Linked DNA regions of Homo sapiens: region 1 is linked to region 2. A link is an interaction called in ENCODE POLR2A ChIA-PET data of the cell type or tissue named here. Cell type or tissue: Panc1. All regions are shown on one strand. Links, peaks and the distances in the headings refer to the core of each region. The heading gives the core; the rest is flanking DNA. Region 1 overlaps GPR160 (G protein-coupled receptor 160). Region 2 has its middle 16 kb from the start of SAMD7.

The links. Peaks named below come from ENCODE experiments on the same cell type or tissue, not always from the same donor. Only the 100,000 strongest peaks of a DNase experiment are listed, where the experiment ranks them.
Region 1: POLR2A ChIA-PET joins it to region 2 with 7 read pairs; 2 of 35 experiments call an interaction of 5 or more read pairs at or near these places.

What each region holds. Positions count from the first base shown.
Region 1 is chr3:170,061,757-170,071,827 of GRCh38, forward strand. The region is part of intron 2 of GPR160 (G protein-coupled receptor 160); the gene reads left to right. It also overlaps the pseudogene KMT5AP3. Among named protein-coding and RNA genes, the nearest start is that of GPR160, 29 kb to the left of the region's middle. RefSeq lists enhancers at 1-497, 498-1,018 and a silencer at 7,312-7,512. In Panc1, for the core only: no CTCF peak of the experiment used is centred there; no DNase peak of the experiment used is centred there.
Region 2 is chr3:169,890,124-169,900,194 of GRCh38, forward strand. No RefSeq gene overlaps it. Among named protein-coding and RNA genes, the nearest start is that of SAMD7, 16 kb to the right of the region's middle. In Panc1, for the core only: no CTCF peak of the experiment used is centred there; a DNase peak (open chromatin) is centred at 5,422.

The sequences.
Region 1 (10,071 bases), core at 2,429-7,428, 170 kb after region 2:
GCTTGTTCCATATTATAATTATTGGCAAGTCTCCATTAAATAGTCCTCAAAGATATTCTTTTAAATGGTTATATACTATCTCTGTACATTTTCTTATTTTTAAATTTCAAGGCCATGCGCAGTGGCTCCTGCCTGGAATCCCAGCACTTTGGGAGGCGGAGGTGGGAGCATCGCTTGAGGCCGGCAGTTTGAGACCAGCCTGGGCAACATAGGGAGACCCCATCTCTATGATTTTAAAATAAATAAATAAAAATTAAATTCCAAGTTTTTTTATTTTATAAGGTCTATTTTACAATATTTTATTCAATCAACATGCCATCCATTGTAAGACATCATTATTTTATGTGTCACTAAAAAGAAAATTTTCCTGAGGTGGGTGTGTCGGGCCCTACTGGGCCTAGCGGCAGGAGGGGGACATCGGCTCCCACCACAGCCCTCCAAACAGCTCTGCGCTCTGAGCGCCCCCTCCCCAGGGTCCCCCTCTCCAGGCAGGAAGATGTCCAAGTCCCGTGCGGCGGAGGCAGCAGCGGGGGTGACAGCGACGGCCCCGAGCCCGCAGATAGTGGAGCAGAGGGGTCCAGGGAGGCGCTGCACCGACGTTGGGGAGAATGTATGTCCTGGCAATCAAAGATCTTTTCCTCCGTGAGCCTAACAAATGCTCTGGAATGTGTTCCAGCCTTCAGGAGGAGAACTCCGTTACACGTCACGAAGTCAAATGCCAGGGGAAACCATTAGCTGGAATCCACAGGAAAAGAATGCAACACGGAGCACGAAGCCCAAGCACAGAAGATCAAAGACGCCAGGAGAGGACCCCTCGCACCTTTTCCAAACCAAAAATGTGAAGCAGCAGAACTTCCAAAACCTCCGGCCTCGTCTTGTGATTCCACCAATGCAGCCATCGCCAAGCAAGCCTTGAAATAGCCCATCAAGGGCAAACAGGCCCCCGAAAAAAAGCTCAAGGAAAAGTCGCAAACTCACGGATTTCTACCCTGTCCCAAGGAGCTCCAGGAAGGGCAAAGCGGAGCTGCAATTTGAAGAAAGGGAAAGAATAGATGAATTGGTTGAAAGCGGAAAGGAAAGAAGGAGTGAAGACTGACCTCATCAATGACAAAGGCCGGGTGTGAACACCAGAGGGAGCTCTCCCGGGGCGCCTTTGTGGTAGAAAAGCACCGGAGCCTCACGGAGATCACCGACGCCACGGGACCCCTCCATGGTGGATCTCCGTGGATCTCCACAGTAAGCCGAGATCGCGCCACCGCACTCCATCCTGGGAGGCAGAGGGAGACTCCAGCTCAAAATAAGTAGATGACTGAATGAATGAATGAACGAATGAATGAATGAATGGATGTTACAGGTTTCCAAGGTGGACTTAAACAGATGGCTTTATATTACCAAAACTTTTACATTCTAGTTGTTTTTGTGCCTTTTTTTTTTTTTTTAATACAGGTTGAACGTTTTGTGCTTCCCATGCATGCAGTCAAAAACTCAGCACACAGGCCAGGCGCGGTGGCTCACACCTGTAATCCCAGCACTTTGGGAGGCCGAAGCGGGTGGATCACTTGAGGTCAGGAGATTGAGACCAGCCTGGCAAACATGGTGAAACCCCGTCTCTACTAAAAATACAAAAATTAGCCGGGCGTGGTGGTGCATGCCTGTAATCCCAGCCACTGGGGAGGCTGAGGCAGGAGAATCGCTTGAACCCAGGAGGTGGAGGTTGCGGTGAGCCGAGATCCCGCCATTGCACTCCAGCCTGGGTGACAGAGTGAGACCATGTCTCAAAAACAAACAAAAAAAGCAAAAAAAAAAAAAAAAAAAAAACCTCAGCACAGGATTAGAGCCAAACGTGAACTAGGAAGCCGCGCGAGTCTCCTCTCTCCGGTGGAAGAGCTGGGACGTGTCCCCCACACCGCGACGAGGTATGAGGAAGACGCTGTCTCCCAAAGGCCTGGACGGGATGGCTCCAAGCTCTTGTTCTCCTAACATCTGGACAGGCGCTCTTTGAAGTGTATGAATATATTTTTAAAAGATTGGGCAGTAAGCTTGTCTTCCCCGTGCTTTCTCGAAAGCTTACTGAGCTCGTGGCCCTGAGCGCGGGCCGGCATAGATTTCCTCTTCCACCCGCTGCGGCTTTTCTGAGCACCTGGAAGCATCGGGGTGTGAAGTCAAACCAGACGTGGGTGAGGAGAGTGTGGCTTGCCTTCCCTGCCGGGCAGAATTTCCTGAAACTGGGCTAATTCTTTGTAGAAATGTGAACGCTGAATTTATTAAAAAATAATAATAAAACACAGGAAACAACTTACATGTACATAGGTCTTGAAGTGAGTGAAGCGGCTGTATTTTTTTGGGGGGGGCATTGCTTTTGTTTTTGTAGAAGAGATTGAGATGATACTCTATTCTAATCAAAATTAGAGATTTGTAGTGGGACCAGAAATTACGTACTTAATACCCCTGCCAGTTTTCCCCGCGTCCTGCTGGGTTGAAAGTTCCAGAGCTGCCGTCTAGGCCTCGTGTTTGTCAGACACCCACGGCTCCTGCGAGGTCGCAGCCATGAGCTGGCGGGGGTGAGTACACAAGCCCAGATCCCCCAACCCGAACTGCGGCTGCCAGCCTCAGAGAAAGGCGCCCAGGTGTGCGGGCAGGGCCGAGACCCCCGGGAATCTAAGATAGGCCAAGGTTTTCACCTAGACTGTCAAGGCTGGAGGAGTAGGTGGCGGCCTCGACCCTCCCTACACGGGACCCATTCTTTTCTTTTCTTTTCTTTTTTTTTTTTTTTTTTTTTTGAGGCAGAGTCTCACTCTGTCGCCCAGGCTGGAGTACAGTGGCACAATCTCGGCTCGCTGCAATCTCCACCTCCCGCGTTAAAGCGATTCTTCTGCCTCAGCCTCCTGAGTAGCTGGGACTACAGGCACATGCCACCGCGCCTGGCTAATTTTTTGTATTTTTAGTAGAGACGGGGTTTCACCATGTTGGCCAGGCTGGTCTCAAACTCCTGATCTCGTCATCCGCCCGCCTCGGCCTTCCAAAGTGCTGGGATTACAGGCGTGAACCACCGCACCCAGCTATGCAGGACCCATTCTTACTGAGTGAGACTCGGGAGTCATGACCTGGTGTCTCCTGCCCACCCTGGTCCCAGGTAAATCTGAATGGAAGCAGGTATGAGAGCCTGTCCTCGCCTTTGATTCCCCCACCCCACCCTGGGCCTCACAACGGTGCTACCTAAGAAAGTCTCTTCCCCCAGTCAGCCTGGTGAGTGGTCAGCCGAAGAGGATCTGACGGGAGTGTAGATGTGAGATAGTATCTTTGTTGTACCTGTTTGTGGTTTAGCTTTGTATTTAAACAAATGAGGAAATAAACTTGAAAATTATTTGTCATCATAAAGTTGAAACAAAAATTATTTTAAAAAATAAAGTTTTATTTTAAAATAAAATAGCTAATGAGTATCGTACATTACAATTACATTTCCTTTCTAAACTTTTTTGTTTTCCTTTCAGTTATCTGTCTGCTTTTTTTTCTATATACTTATCGCTAATTCAACCACAGACTCTTCTCTTTTGTGTAAATCTTTTGGTATGTTCAAAGATATTTGGAATTTCCACCTTCCTGGAGGAATTTCTCCCATAGCCATGTGCCCTACTCTAATTTAGATTGTGCACTCTGGATCTGATGCCTAGATAATCTTCACCAACCTCGGAATCCTCGAATTGTACTCTACATGGTTTTTCTTCTCTTCTAATGCATCCCATTTCCTGGACCGCATGTATTGCTCTCCTAGTTTATTATTCCTCATTCTGATGACGTATGCCTTTCTTTCATTGGCTTCCTAAGAACTTCATGTGAGTAAAACATTTTTGAGTATGTGGCTTCATTTTATACCTACACTTAATTGACCATTTAGTTTGGTGTAGAATTCTATGTTGGAAAGTTTCTTTCATGAAATATTAAAAAGCTTTTTAAAGTAAACTAAATACTTAAATTATTTGTGTAATTGAGAATTGTACCAATTTGTAGATAACTTGTTTTTTTCCTTACTCAATGTGTTTAATTTTTTGAATACTTAATACAGTCACATGTTTAGCAGAATGTTCATAGTAGGAAAAAAAATGTACTGAAGTCTTCATCTCATTCATGACCCCATCTGCCAAGTTCCTACCCCTGTAACCACTGTCTTTAACTTTTTTTTTTAAGAGATGGGGTCTCGCTATGTTGCCCAGACTATACTCAAACTACTGGGTTCAAGCAATCCTCCTGCCTCAGCCTCCTGAGTAGCTGGGATATAGGCATGCACACATGCCCAGTGCTCACTTTTTAAGTGTCCTTCCAGGGTTTCTTCATGTATATATAGAAGATTACTTGACACTATTCTTTTTCTTTTTCTTTTTTTTTTTTTTTTTTTTTTTTTTTTGTGACAGAGCCTCGCTCTGTCACCCAGGCTGGAGTCCAGTGGCACGATCTCGGCTCCCTGCAAGCTCTGCCTCCCGGGTTCACGCCATTCTCCTGCCTCAGCCTCCCGAGTAGCTGGGACTACAGGCGCCCATCACCACGCCCGGCTAATTTTTGGTATTTTTAGTAGAGACGGGTTTCACCATGTTAGCCAGGATGGTCTCAATCTCCTGACCTCATGATTCGCCCGCCTCGGCCTCCCAAAGTGCTGGGATTACAGGTGTGAGCCACCGCGCCTGGCCATTTCTCCCCTTTTCAAATGCAAATCATGTGTATTTCTTGCTCTATTCTGTGTCTTGCTTTTCCCCTTAACAATGTGTCTTGGAGACATGTCCATATCATTACATGGAGAGTTCCTCATTTTTAAAAGAGAGCTGCATAGTATTGCACTGGATAGATGTGCCATAATCTACTTAATGGTTCTCTATTGGCGGACATTTAAGTTTAAAGTAAGTTGTTTAAGTTATAATGTAGTTTCCAGTCTTTTGTTATTTTAAACAATGCCTCCATGAATACTCTTATAAACACCTACTTTTGCACACATGCAAGTAAATTTATAGGATAAATCCTTAGGAGAGGAGTTTTTGGCTCACAGGACATATATGTATGTTTGTAATTTTGATAAATATTACCAGGTTGCCATTTGTAGGAGTTGCTCCAGTTATATTCTTCAGCCCCACCAGATAAATAGGTTAAGATACCTATTTATTCCACAGCCTCACTAGAGATACTGTGTGGACAAATTTTGGGGTTTTGCCTATCCTTTATGAGGTAAACAGTGTAGTTTAAATTTCTATTTTTTCTTTTATACTTCTTAATTAATTTTTTGAGACAGTCATTCTCTGTTGCCCAGGCTGGAGTGCAGTGGTGCAATCACAGCTCACTGCAGCCTCAACCTCCTGGGCTCAAGCAGTCCTCCCGCCTCAACCTCCCAAGTAGCTGGGACTACAGGCATAGGCCACCATGCCCAGCTAAGTTTTGTGTTTTTAGTAGAGACAGGATATTGCCATGTTTCCCAGGCTGGTCTTGAACTCCTGGACTCAAACGATCCTTCTGCCTCAGCCTCCCAAAGTGCTGGGATTACAAGCGTGAGCCGTCGTGCCAGGCCTGTTTTTTTAAGAGTGATGCTGATCCTTCTTTCATATGTTTAAGAGCCCATTTATCCTCTTTTGTGAATTATCTCTTCAAATCCTTTGTTCATTTTACTATTTCAATATTGGGATTTTGATCTTTTTCTTGTTTGATTTCCAGGAGCTCTTTATAAATTAGGTTAATATTTTACCATTTTTTTTCTTCTAGTTTGATCAGTCCCTTAGAATTGAAGGCATCTCTGGCTTCCAGTGTTTCCAAAAAGCCTGACCCCCATTCCCATGTCACCACCTCTCAGGTAAAGAGCAGGAACTTTGCTCCAATAGGCCCCTTCCATGTGACCTCTGCAATCACAGTCCCTCGCTTCCCCCAAAATAACTTCACTTTTACAGTCATCAGCACTTCTTTGCATTTAGAAGTTTTACCACCCAAATGCATATCTTTAGAGACTCCAATTTAGTCTTACCTTTAAAAAAAAAAGTTATCTGGGATGTGTTTTTTTACTCTCTAAATTACTTCTCCATTTTTCCCCTTTGTTTTTCTCTTGAAGAACTGGACTCCTTGACCAATAGGGTTTTCCACAGTGTGAGTCTTGCTAATTGCATGCTCATGATTCAGCTCAGTATATCCCTCAATCCTCTATTTCTTGCAAACTGGCAGCTGGATTCAGAGATTTAATGAAACTCAGGTTTGCCATATAGGAGGCACAAAATGTCTGGTTGTCTCTCCTGTTGAGATGATGGTAGGTACAGGTGCTAAAATGTCTACGTGGGTGGTGGGTTGGGGAGAAGTTGTTGCAAGATGGTGGAATTCTAAGTCTAAATTTTACGTTTCATTTATAAGTTGAAACACTCTTTATTTTTATTTATTTATTTTTTGAAACGGAGTCTTGCTCTGTCACCCAGCTGGAGTGCAGTGGTGTGATCTCGGCTCACTGCAACCTCTGCCTCCCAGGTTCAAGCTATTCTCCTGCCTCAGCCTCCTGAGTAGCTGGTATTACAGGCGTGCACCACCATGCCCCACTAATTATTTTTCTTTTTTGTATTTTTAGTAGAGATTGGGTTTTTCCATGTTGGCCAGGCTGGTCTCAAACTCCTGACCTCAAGTGATCCACCCACTTTGGCCTCCCAGAGTGCTGGGATTACAGGTGTGAGCCACTGCACTTGGCTCATTATTGCCTTTTCTTGAGTTCTTCCCCTCCAGTTTGCTCTCTTTCTGTGACTCCTGTTATTCAGAGTTTGCACCTGTTGGATTGGTCCTCCATGTTTCTTAACTATTTCTCTTTTTATTTCACTTTTTCTAGGAAATTTCCCAAACATTATTTTCCAACTCTCTGTTTACCTTACTACTTCTGCCATCATATTTTATTTTCCAAGAGGTCTTTTTTGTTTTCTGTTGTTATTATAAATAGCCTCCTCTTCTTGTATGGATGCAATATTTTCTCCCTGAAAACAATGAGTTTTTAAATAGCTTTCTTCTATCTAGCATTGTGTCTATTTCCTCCAAGTTGTCTTTTTTCTGCTTGTGGATTTGTTTAACTTTCAATACTAGAGATTTTCTTTGAATGTCTGAGGATCTTTGGATGTCCAGTCATATTTATAAGTAGGGCAGTATCTAGGCTGTTTCTTCAGGGAAGATTCAATGTAGTATCTTTAGATATTTCTTCCTGGGCTGATGCCTAGAGAGAACTGTTTGAGTCTTTATATCTTGTAATAATAGTATTCCTGAAATCCAACTGTAAAAAGGCTGGAGAGGTCTCAACTTCCGCTATATGTATTTTTATGCAGTCTCCCTGTTATCAGTATGATGCTCCTCTAATCCTCAACTCTGCCTACCGTCCAAAGATTGTTTTATCTTCCCCAGAGGGGAAAACCTCATTCTTACTCCGCAGTTGGAGAGGGAGTCATTTGCTGCACTGAGTCAGGGAAGAGATCTGGGGACCTAACTGCTTATTTCATTTGCAACGAATCTATCTGTTTTTATCCCCATCTTTGCATCCCTTTCTGAAGACACTTGGGTCAGCCACTCTTGAGATTTTTGAGGGTCCTGAGGTATAAATTGGGTTGCGACTCTGCTTTCTCCACTGCTAGCTTCAGTCTGTATTCACTGTATGTGATTCACCTGAGGATTTATTAAAACTGCAGATTGGTTTCATAGATCTGAGCTGGAGCCTGAGGGTCTATGTGAATAGCAGTCTCCTAGGTGATGCTTGGACCACACTTTGTGTAGATGGGGCTCACTCATTTACCGTCCATCTGTTCATTTTCCAGCCTCTGAAATTTTGTCCTTGGAGATTTGTACATTTTTTTTAAAGTTATGAAAATTTTCAAACATACATACAAATAGTTAGAACAGCCATTAACCAGTGGTCGATCCTGCCCCATCTATACTTTCATCCACTCGACCCCCAGCACACACACTGCATTATGTTGGCGCAAATTCCAGACAACCTATTTCATCTGTAAATATTTTAGTATGTATTATTTTAAATAGTGAGATTTAAATATAACCACACATATTAATTTGTTAGGGCTGCCATAACAAACCACCACAGGCTGGGTGGCTGAAACAACAGCTCTGGGGGCTGAAAGGGTGAGATCGAGGTGTCCCAGGGGCGGTTTCTCCTGGGGCCTTTTGCAGCCTGTAGATGGCTGTCTTCTCGCTGTGCCCTCCCACAGCCTTTTCTCTGTGTACCAGCATCCCTAGTATCATGTGTGTGTGTCCAAATTACCTCTTTAAAGGTCCTATCTCCAAATATAGTCACATTTGGAGGTGCTGGGAGTTAAAGGCTTCAACATATGAATTTGGGGGGATATAATTCAGCCCATCATACCATAATTTCCCATTGTCTTATATATGTAATTCTTTGTTGCCATGAATTCAGATAAATTCTACACATTGCACTTAGTTGATATATCCTAAGTCTTAATTTTTGTATTGTTGTTGAAACAATTTATTGAAGTAACAAATTGTAATCCTATAGAGCATACCACCATGTGGATTTTCTTTACTGCATCCTGTGGGGTCATTAAATAAGTTATTGTCCTCTTTCTTGAACATCAGTAGTTGAATCTACAGGTTTGGTCGGGTTCTAATTTTTTGGCAAGCCCACTTTGTAGATAGCAAGGTACTCTTCAATTTCCACCTTTCAGTATTAGTATTGATGATCTTTGGCTACCTCCATTTAGTACATCAGAGGTGGCAAATTGGGCAGTTTCCAAATTTTATCATTCCTTATTCACTCATATTAGCTAGAGTACTTCCAAAAAAAGTAAACATCACCTCACTTACTATTCTGTCACCAGGTGGTACAGTTAGCACAGGAACGGCAGGAGAAAGGCTTCTTGGCCAGTACTTAAGTTTAACAACTAGAGACTAGGTTCTCTAGTGTTCCTCAGCATCACAATGAGGTTTTCTTATTCATTTTAGAATCTGGTAAAACTTGATTTACTGTTATGTTAGTGGAGTTATGAGAAGGAACATTTGTTTAAAGAAGGCACTGTTCATTGGAAGTTATAATTTATGTAGCCAATTTCCTGCTATTGGAGATTTACATTAATTCCAGGTTTTTACTTTTATATTTAATGCTGTGAGATGAATATTCTTTAAAAATAAGTTAAAACACTCATTTTTAGTGTATAATTTGAATTTTGAAAAATGTATATACTTGGACCCCAATCCAGATGTAGAACATTTTCATCTCTACAGAACATTGCCTGGTTCACCTTTGCCCCAGCCTGGCTTCAGATTTCTACCGATAGTCTCTCTGGCCATAGGGATTCGTTTTTCTGTTGTGAATCCCATATAATTGAACCACACACTCTATACCCTTTATTGCTAGGCTCTTTTTGTTCGGCATGTGATATGGTTTAGATATGTGTCCCCTCCAAATCTCATGTTAAAATGTGCTCTCCCATGTTGGAGATGGGGCCTGTTAGGAGGTATCTGGATCATGGGGGCAGATCCCTCATGAACGGCTTGGCACCGTCCCCTTGGTGGTAAGTGAGCTCTCCCTATGAGTTCACGCAAGAGCTGGTCATTTAAAAGCATGTGGGGCCTCCCCCTTCTCTCTGGCTCCTGCTCTCGCCATGTGAGATGCCTGTTCCCCTTTTGCCTTCCGCCATGGTTGTAAACTTCCTGAGGCCTCACCAGAAGCCGAGCAGATGCCAGCGCCATGCTTCCTGTGTAGCCTGCAGAACTCTTGAGCCCAATAAACCTCTTTATAGGCCAGGCACAGTGGCTGACGCCTGTAATCCCAGCACTTTGGGAGGCTGAGGTGGGTGGATCACTTGAGGTCAGGAATTCAAGACCAGCTAGCCAACATGGCAAAACCCCGTCTCTACTAAAAATACAAAAAAAAATTAGCCGGGCATGGTGGTACATGCCTGTAGTCCCAGCTACTCGGGAGGCTGAGGTAGGAGAATCGCACAAACTCAGAAGGCAGAGATGGCAGTGAGCTGAGATCACGCCACTGCACTCCAGCCTGGGCAACAGAGCAAGACTCTGTATCACCAACAGAAATACCTCTTTATAAATTAATTA
Region 2 (10,071 bases), core at 2,412-7,411:
CAGGCTGGAGTCCAATGGCGTGATCTCAGCTCACTGCAACCTCCGCCTCCTTGGTTCAAGCGATTCTCCTGCCTCAGCCTCCTGAGTAGCTGGGATTGCAGGCTCACACCACCATGCCCAGCTAATTTTTTGTATTTTTAGTAGAGACAGGATTTCACCATGTTGGCCAAGATGGTCTTGATCTCCTGACCTCATGATCCGCCTGCCTCGGCCTCCCAAAATGCTAGGATTACAGGAGTGAGCCACTGCGCCTGGCCCACAATTTAAGGGGCATAATCTCATTGTGATCATGACGGCCACCATCGCTTTTGTCCTCTGACATTGCAACTAAAACATTCTAATACCTCGAGCTCTGAGGGCTTTTCCAGGTGTATTCATTTTCTGGGGCTGCCATAACCACAAATAGAATGGCTTAAACAACAGAGGTCTGTTGTCTCACATTCTGGGGCTAGAAGTGTGAGATCGAGGTTGTGTTGGGGTTGGTTCCTTCTGAGAGCTGTTGGGGAAATGTCGTTGTTGCTGGCCATCTTTCATGTTCCACGTACTCCATCTCCAAATAAGGCCATATTCTGAGGTGTTGGGTCTTAGGACTTCCCCATATGAATGAGGAAAGGAGGTACAACTCAACCCCTAACACTGGGTGGCCCTTCCTTCCCAAGGCCTCTCTATCCTCAGGGACAATTGCATTCGTTTGAACCCCCTGTCTTCCCAGGAAGGCACTGGGCTACAAGGCCCCAAGCTCCCTTTCTTTGCCTGTTGGCACCAACATCACCCTCCCACTCTTGCTCCTGAAGCTTTCTCAACACTGCTGTGGTTAATGTTGGCTTTTTGGCTCTTGGTGGCCTGGTTTGTGGCTGCTACTTTCCTGTCATTATAGTAGTGTTCTCAGCTCTCTCTTCTTTTCACTGCAATAGTCCTTAAACCCAAAGAAGAGGTTTTCCCTTGCCAGCGAACATCAGTGGCCTAGCCTTATACTGGCAATTATATTCCTTGGGCCCCTTTCAAAAGATAGGCTGCTCTTTTGAGGAAGTTGGGATATGGGATCTAGAAAAATATGGGCAGAGAATAGAGTATTTCTTCCGTCTTGCCCTGGAGCTCTTCTCCCAGGATGAGACTAATTTTCCTTTTGGTTTTCAAGACATGTTATGTCTCTGCTTCAAGGTACCCCAGTCACCCTAAATTGGGGGTAGCCTTCATCACATTTTTGTCTGAAATTCTTCTTCTTCTTTTTTTTTTTTTTTTTTTTTTTTTAGATGGCATCTTGTTCTTGTCGCCCAGCCTGGCACGATCTCAGCTCACTGCAACCTCCGCCTCCTGGGTTCAAGAGACTCTCCTACCTCAGCCTCCCAAATAGCTGGGATTACAGGCATGCACCACCATACCTGGCTAATTTTTGTATTTTTAGTAGAGAAGGGGTTTCACCATTTTGGCCAGGCTGGAGTACAGTGGTGCAATCTCAGCTCACTGCAAGCTCTGCCTTCTGGGTTCACACCATTCTCCTGCCTCAGCCTCCCGAGTAGCTGGGATTATAGGCGCCTGCCACCACACTGGCTAATTTTTTGTATTTTTAGTAGAGATGGGGTTTCACCGTGTTAGCCAGGATGGTCTCGAACTCCTGACCTCAGGTAATCCACCTGCCTCGGCCTCCCAAAGTGCTGGGATTACAGGTGTGAGCGACCTTGCCCAGCCAAAATTCTTCATCTTGTTGCTCCAAGAGTTTGTAATTTCCCCAAATTTACTACCCCATTTTTCCAAGAATCTGAGGGGCTCACTGATGTGCAAAACAGGTGTCCACGAGCCCCAACTATATGAAAAACATCTTCACATAACCATCATCCCTGCTGTTTGGAGTCTGGCCTAGAGAAGCATATAAAGAAAAAGCCTTACCCTTTCAGATATGTAAATTAGACTTCCAGCCACAACGGCTGCGTCCTTAATCACAGTGTTTCCGGTATTAGAGCTAGAATGATGACAGTGGCAGGATGACAATTCCTTAGCTAAAGAGTGTCAAGCATTCCAGCCTGGCCAACATGGTGAATCCCCATCTCTACTAAACATACAGAAATTAGCCGGGCGTGATGGTGTCCCTCTGTAATCCCAGCTACTTGGGAGGCTGAGACAATAGAATCGCTTGTACCCAGGAGGCAGAGGTTGCAGTGAGCTGAGATCACGCCACAGCATTCCAGCCTGGGTGACAGAGTGAGACTCCGTCTAAAAAAAAAAATAGTGTCAGCTGGGTGCAGTGGCTCATGCCTGTAATCCCAGCACTTTGGGAGGCCGAGGCGGGCAGATCACGAGGTCAGGAGATCGAGAGCATCCTGGCTAACATGGTGAAACCCCGTCTCTACTAAAAATACAAAAAATTAGCCGGGCGTGGTGGCGAGCGCCTGTAGTCCCAGCTACTCAGGAGGCTGAGGCAGGAGAATGGCGTGAACCCAGAAGGCGGAGCTTGCAGTGAGCCCAGATCATACCACTGCATTCCAGCCTGGGTGACAGAGTGAGACTCCGTCTAAAAAAAAATAGTATCAGGCATCGTTAGCATGAAACTTGAAGAGACTTAAGCTCATCTTGTGCTTGCTAAGGGTAGGCAGCTATATTCCAGTCAGCAGACAACAGTAACAATTGCATGCTGAGATCTCAATTGGAAGAAAGGAGACAGGACCAGGGGTAGGAGAACCAAGCAAAGCCTAGAAATTCCAGTGGCACAGACCAGGGGTATGGGGGGTAGGAGTGAGGGTGGGAGGGAGGGATTGATGCTCCTATCCACTAAACGCCAAGCTAAGGCAGTGTGTGAGTGGTGAGAAGCTTGTGAAGCCAGACAGACTTGGGTTCAAATCCCAGTTCTGTCTCTCACTAGCTCTGCAAGCCTGCATGTATCTTTTCCTCAGCGTCCTCATCTATCAGAAAAATGAAAGTAATAACAGTACCTGCCTCACAGGTCTGTTGTGATGGACACATGAGGTAATGTGTAAGGACAAGGCATAGGGCTTAATACAGAGGCGGCACCCAATTAGCTATTGTTATTACTATTGTTAGTAAGGAGCCCAAGGTGCTCGCCTCCTATGGCTCTATTCTGCTGAAGGAACAAAGATAATTCATTTGGCTGTAGCCATGGGCATTTATAGGCAAAGAATTTTCTCTTTTCAAACTCAAAGTAGCACATGCAGATGTGTTTTGGCACTCTAAAATGGAGGTGCATTTTCCAATTACAGTTGACCTTGAACAACATGGGGGTCAGGGGTGCCAACTCCCAGCACAGTCAAAAATCCATGTATAACTTTGTACTCCCCCAAAAACTTAACTACTAATAGCCTAATGTTGACTGAAAGCCTTACCAGAAACATAAACAGTTGATTAACACATATTGTGTACGTTATATGTATTGTATACTGTATCTTTTTTTGTGTGTGTGTGAGATGGAGTCTCGCTTTTGTCGCCCACGCTGGAGTGCAGTGGTGCGATCTCGGCTCACTGCAACCTCCGCCTCCCAGGTCCAAGTGATTCTCCCGCCTCAGCCTCCCGAGTAGCTGGGATTACAGGCATGCGCCTCCACGCCCACCTAATTTTTGTATTTTTAGTAGAGACGGGGTTTTGCCATGTTGGCCAGAGGCTGGTCTTGAACACCTGACCTCAGGTGATCCACCCTCCTTGGCCTCCCAAAGTGCTGGGATTATAGGCATGAGCCACCGTGCCCAGCCTGTATACTGCATCTCACAATAAAGTAAGCTAGAGAAGAGAAAATGTTATTAAGAAAATCATAAGGAAGAGAAAATATATTTACTATTCATTACAGGAAAATGGATCATCATGAAGGTTTTCTTCCTCCTCATCTTCACATTGAGAATAGGCTAAGGAGGAGGGATTGGTCTTGCTGTCTCATGGGTGGCATATAAGTGTACCCACACAGTTCAAACCTGTGTTGTTCCAATGGTCACTATATCACATTTCATTATCACCCTCTCTTCACATCCAATATAATATGGTTAGCTTATCAATTTCACAAAAATAAAACATCATCCACAAAATGAGAATGGTGTCTCAGATGATATGGCGAGAAGGAATCAAGTCAGAGGAGTTTCTCTGATTGAGGGCCTTGAGACGGGCAGTCTTTTCCTCGTGGCTAGAAAGGGTGAAACTCTAGCTACAGCTTCCTGGTAGAAGGGCTGTTACCATGGTTTCTGAAGCAGGCGTGGAGTCAGAAATACCATTTTTTTGCATTTATATATGGAAAAGATAAGACCTCACTTTTGTTTTTCTTAGCATATCTTTAGAAAGGCAACAGCAGGAGAATAGAAAGTAGGAAAAGCTAGTGATAAGGGTTACTGAATTGGCCAGGCGCAGTGGCTCACGCCTGTAATCTCAGCACTTTGGGAGGCGGAGGCAGGCGGATTGCCTGAGATCAGGAGTTTGAGACCAGCCTGGCCAACAAAGTGAAACCCCATCTCTAGTAAAAAGAAAATACAAAAATTAGTTGAGTGTGGTGGCGGGCGCCAGTAATCCTAGCTACTCAGGAGGCTGAGGTAAGAGAATCGCTTGAACCCGGGAGGTGGAGGTTGCAGTAAGCTGAGACCGCACCACTGCACTCCAGCCTTGGTGACAGAGCAAGACTCTGTCTCTAAATAAATAAATAAATAAATAAAAGAATTACTCAATTAACCCCAGGATCAGAAGAGAAAAGTTACTTCTTTTTCTGTTATACCTATAAGAATTCATAATTCATCCCAAAAAATCAATTGACATATTGTATTTTTTATTGACTTATCTCGTTTTTGTTTTTTTTCTTTTTTTGAGACTGAGTCTCACTGTGTCACCCAGGATGGAGTGCAGTGGTGCAATCTCGGCTCACTGCAACCTCTGCCTCCTGGGTTCAAGTGATTCTCCTGCCTCTGCCTCCTGAGTAGCTGGGATTACAGGCACATGCCACCACGCCCAGCTAATTTTTGTATTTTTACTAGAGACCAGTTTCACCATGTTGCCCAGACTGGTCTGGAACTCCTGACCTCAGGTGATCCGCCCGCCTCGGCCTCCCAAAGTGCTGGGCTTACAGGCATGAGCCACCATGCCTGACCTGATTTCCCTTCTTGACTGGTTTTGGTTCATGTGGCTGGTGCCTGGTTGCCCGTCTCCCCAGGGCTCTCCCTACATAGGCGAACTGAAGGAAATCACACTTCTTGTCTTTCTCTCTGAAGCATGTTGAACCAGCTGGAACCTGTCTTTCTCTCTGAAGCATGTTTCTTTCTCCAATCAAGAGAGCCTGAGTTTCTAGCCATAGTGTGTAGCATGAAGCACATAACTTTGATCAGGGTTTATTTCTGTTACATCGAGGGAGATTTTGTTCTGTTAAAAGTTGAGGACATATTATTATTATTTGTTTTTGTGAATCTCTTTTGCATTTTTGATCAGAGACCTAAGAAGGGGACACTACAAAGAAATGAAAACACAGTTTTTGTGCAAAATGGTGACTCCTGTGTGTGTCTGTGTGTGCTGGGGTGGGGATGGGACTGGTGGTGTGCTTGCTGAATGTAAGTGCCAGGCTGCTTCCCTCAACACTTCCCAGATATATTTTCAAGCATTTCATCTCTCATTGTGTCCTAAACCTTAACCGAAACCCACAAAGTATTAGAATCTCCCTTCAGGAGATGAGTTTTAAAACCTCCATTCTGAATATAATTCTGACACGCGTGGAAAGGACAGGAAGCATGAAAGTTTAGCCTGAACTCTAGTTCCTAGGACTGAACCCACGCCAAAGGCATTATTTCTTTTGTTATTATTATCCTTTCCAGATAACATCCTTATGAGTATCTTTAAAATTACATTGTAAGCCAGAGGTAAGGCAAGCTCTCTCTTTCTTTGCCCAATATTTTTATTGCACTTTGCAGTCACTATTTCAGCATCCGTCTCATCACTCATGGTGCCATTTCACTTCAGCATGCCTGGTACTGCAGGTGGCACTTGGAGATTCAAGAGATCACAGACTCAGCCGGGTGCGGTGACTCACGCCTGTAATCCCAGCACTTTGGGAGGCTGAGGTGGGTGGATCACAAGGTCAGGAGTTCGAGACCAGCCTGGCCAATATGGTGAAACCCCATCTCTACTATAAATACAAAAATTAGCCAGACGTGGTGGCGCGTGCCTGTAGTCCCAGCTACTCAGGAGGCTGAAGCAGGAGAATCACTTGAACCCGGGAGGCGGAGGTTGCAGTGAGCCGAGATCACGCCACTGTACTCTAGCAGGGGCAACAGAGTGAGACGCTGTCTAAAAAAAAAAAAAAAAGAAAAGAGATCACAGACTCTGCCCGGGGTCACCAACACTCTCAAGGAGGGCATGAAGGTAAGAAAAAAAAAAAAAAAAAAAAAACACTGCATTGAAACAAGGGTTGTAGCAGAGGTAAGCATACTCTGATGACTTCAGGTCAGGCTTGATCCTACTGCAGTGGTTCTTACCCAAGGGGGACCCAGGGCCCTATTCTAATAACAAACGTTTGGCAGCATCTCCTTAACATCCTGAAGAAGAATTTATAGAAAATATAACTTGTCTGCACACCTCCAAAAAATCAGAGGACATTTAGGGTAGCCAAAATGCCCAGTATGATACTATAATGGTGGATACATGTCATTATACATTTGTCTAAATCCACAGGATGTACAAGATCAAGAGTTAAACCTAATGCAAACTATGGACTTTGGGTGATTACACTGTGACAATTTAGGTTCATCAGTTGTGACAAACGTACTACTCTTGTGTGTGGTGAGGGGGGCGGTGTTGATAATGAGGGGGGCTATGTATGTAGGGGACCTGGGGCATATGGGAAGGAAATCTCTGTACCCTTCTTTCATTGTTGTTTTGGATCTAAAACTACTTTTTAAAAAAGTCTTTCAAAGATCAATATAGGCCGGGCGCAGTGGCTCAAGCCTGTAATTCCAGCACTTTGGGAGGGTGAGGCAGGTGGATTACTGGAGGTCAGGAGTTCGAGACCAGCCTGGCCAACCTGGTGAAAACCCATCTCTACTAAAAATACAAAAATTAGCTGGGCATGGTGGCACACGCTTGTAATCCCAGGTACTCAGGAGGCTGAGGCAGGAGAACCCCTTGAACCCAGGAAGGAGAGGAAGCAGTGAGCCAAGATCACACCACTGCACTCCAGCTTGGGTGACAGAGCAGAAAAAAAAAATACATCAATATAATGCCCTGACTGTAATATGAAGGAGAAAACTAATGAAAGTAATCTAAAAAAAGTCATGCATTTTAATATGCAAATATTCCAGCACAACTACACAGAAAGACAGAAAAGCCAGCCACTTGTGCCTGCTTATATTTAATATGTTTGATTTAATTTATATATATTACTTTACTATTTTATTACATTTCAATATATTTAAATTATATTTAATATGACAAAATATTTTAATTTATATTCAGTGGAACATATATATATATATATATATATATTTTTTTTTTTTTTTGAGACAGTCTTGGTCTGTCACCCAGGCTAGAATGCAATGGCATACACATGGCTCACTGCGGCCTCCACCTCCTGGGCTCAGGTGATTGTCCTGCCTCAGCCTCCTGAGTAGCTAGGACTAAGGTGTGCACCACTATACCTGGCTAATTTTTAAATTTTTTGTAGAGACTGGGGTCTCACCATGTTGCCCAGGCTGGTCTTTAATTTCTGGGCTCAAGGACTCCTTCAGCTTCAGCCTCCCAAAGTGCTGAGATTAGAGGCATGAACCACCATGCCTGGCCAATGCAATATTTTTGACTTTTAAAATATTTAACATTTTGAAATCAGAATTAAGTTATTATATATTTCACAGTAGTATATTGTGAGGTTTTAGATAGAGAGAGCCATAGAATGTCTAGGAACATAGAATGATGTGATGTGTCTATGTGGTGACTCAAATAGCATAAATGGCATTGCTCTTCCTGATGTGATGTTTTTGCAATGAACAACTCTTAGTAAAGTTTGGAACAATCGGCCGGGCGCGGTGGCTCACGCCTGTAATCCCAGCACTCTGGGAGGCCGAGGTGGGCGGATCACGAGGTCAGGAGATCAAGACCATCCTGGCTAACACGGTGAAACCCCGTCTCCACTGAAAATACAAAAAATTAGCCGGGCGTGGTGGCGGGCACCTGTAGTCCCAGCTACTCAGAAGGCTGAGGCAGGAGAATGGCGTGAACCCCGGGGGGCGGAGCTTGCAGTGAGCCGAGATCTCGCCACTGCACTCCAGCCTGGGCGACAGAGTGAGACTCCGTCTCAAAAAAAAAAAAAAGTTTGGAAAGGAAAAAATCAATTTCCCCTGAACTTATATCAGAATTGAATACCTGATAATTCAATGTATACTAAAATCACACAAGAGAAAGCTCTGTGTTTCATGTAAAGTGGAGTTCAATTCTAAGCTCTGCTAATTCTAATTTATCTCCATGAATTCCCAGAAAATCATCTTAAAATTTTGTGTGAGGCAATACAGTTCTTCGTTGAGCAGGGCAGTCCACATACTACAAGACATACTTTATCCCTGGAACCACCCATCAAATCCCATAACATTCCCCAAACAACCAACCAACCAGAAACCCTCCGTAGGTTTCTTTCTTTTTTTTCTTTTTCTTTTTTTTTTTTTTTTTGAGATGGAGTTTTACTCTGTCGCCCAGGCTGGAGTGCAGTGGCACGATCTCGGCTCACCACAACCTCTGTCTCCCGGGTTCAAGTAATTCTCCTGCCTCAGCCTCCTGAGTAGCTGGGACTACAGGCTCCCGCCACCATGCCCAGCTAATTTTTTGTATTTTTAGTAGAAACGGGGTTTCACCATGTTGGCCGGGATGGTCTCAATCTCCTGACCTCGTGATCCGCCCGCTTCTATCTCCCAACCCCCATAGGTTTCTAAAATACCCAAGGAGGCACCTCATCCCTAGTGAAAATCCCTGGTCTGAGATCTCTTCTAGTTCCGAAATTATGTGGTTCTTTTTATATGCTATATCCCCAAACTTAATCTAATTAATTATTTGTAATACCTATTAAGTGCCTTACCATTGAAGGAGGCAAAAATAACCTTGTGTCTTGTTCCTTTGCAAAGATTTTTACAGGCTTATCCCTAATGCCCAGCACAGCCCAACACGTAGGGTCTCAATAAGTACTTTTGGATGTATGCATATATATGGGGAGGATATTCCAGCAGTATAAGACATGAACATTTTCCTTACATTCTACATTGCCACATTTCCAATACATTCTAATTGGGAAATTAAGAATAACATGTGACAACAGTAAAAGATCAGTACAAAATAATATTTCATTAAGGGGTGCATCTTGTCGATTAAAGCTGTAAGTATAATAAAGTGATAAGAGAAATTACTGAGAAACTCAGAGAAGCTTTCATAATCAGTAGAATTGGAGCTAAGGCATGAAGGAAGGGTGGAACTTGGGTGAGAAAGAGGGAAAGCTTTCCAGAGGAACTGAGAGGAAGCAGGGCCCAGAGTCAAGAATGTGCAAGGTCTGTGTGCAGAAAGGGCAACAAAGTTCACACTAACGAGGAGTGGAAACGTTAGGATGAGGTATTCAGGGGCCAGATTTAGAAGGGACTGGAATACCAATTAGTTGAAACTTGTTATTTGAAAAGTTTTAATAAAGGCCAAGCTATGCACTGTCTTAGAAACCCAAGCAAACTGCTTACCTTGGGGGGTAAAATGAGTGTGGATGACTGAGGACCATACCATTGGAAGTGGTAGAATAGAATAGTGGTTACACACTTAAATTTCAAGTCAAATAGGCCTGGGTTCAAATTCTGGCTCTGCCTCTACTAGGATCCTGACCTCTTGAGCTTCAGTTTCCATTTCTAGAATGAAGCAAATAATAGTGGCTACCTCAGAGGATTATTATAAAGATAACATAATATGGTGCATGTGAGATGTTTGGTGTGTCGTAACAATTTGATTACTGATTAAGTGTTGGTGACAAGGAATGTTAGCTGTATATATATCTCCAGACTCGCTGGGAGGCTGCTGAGGGTGTGGGGAAGGGTGGGGAGAGGATCCTAGGAGTAATGCCCTCTATCCTTCCTTTTATTATTTGGGATT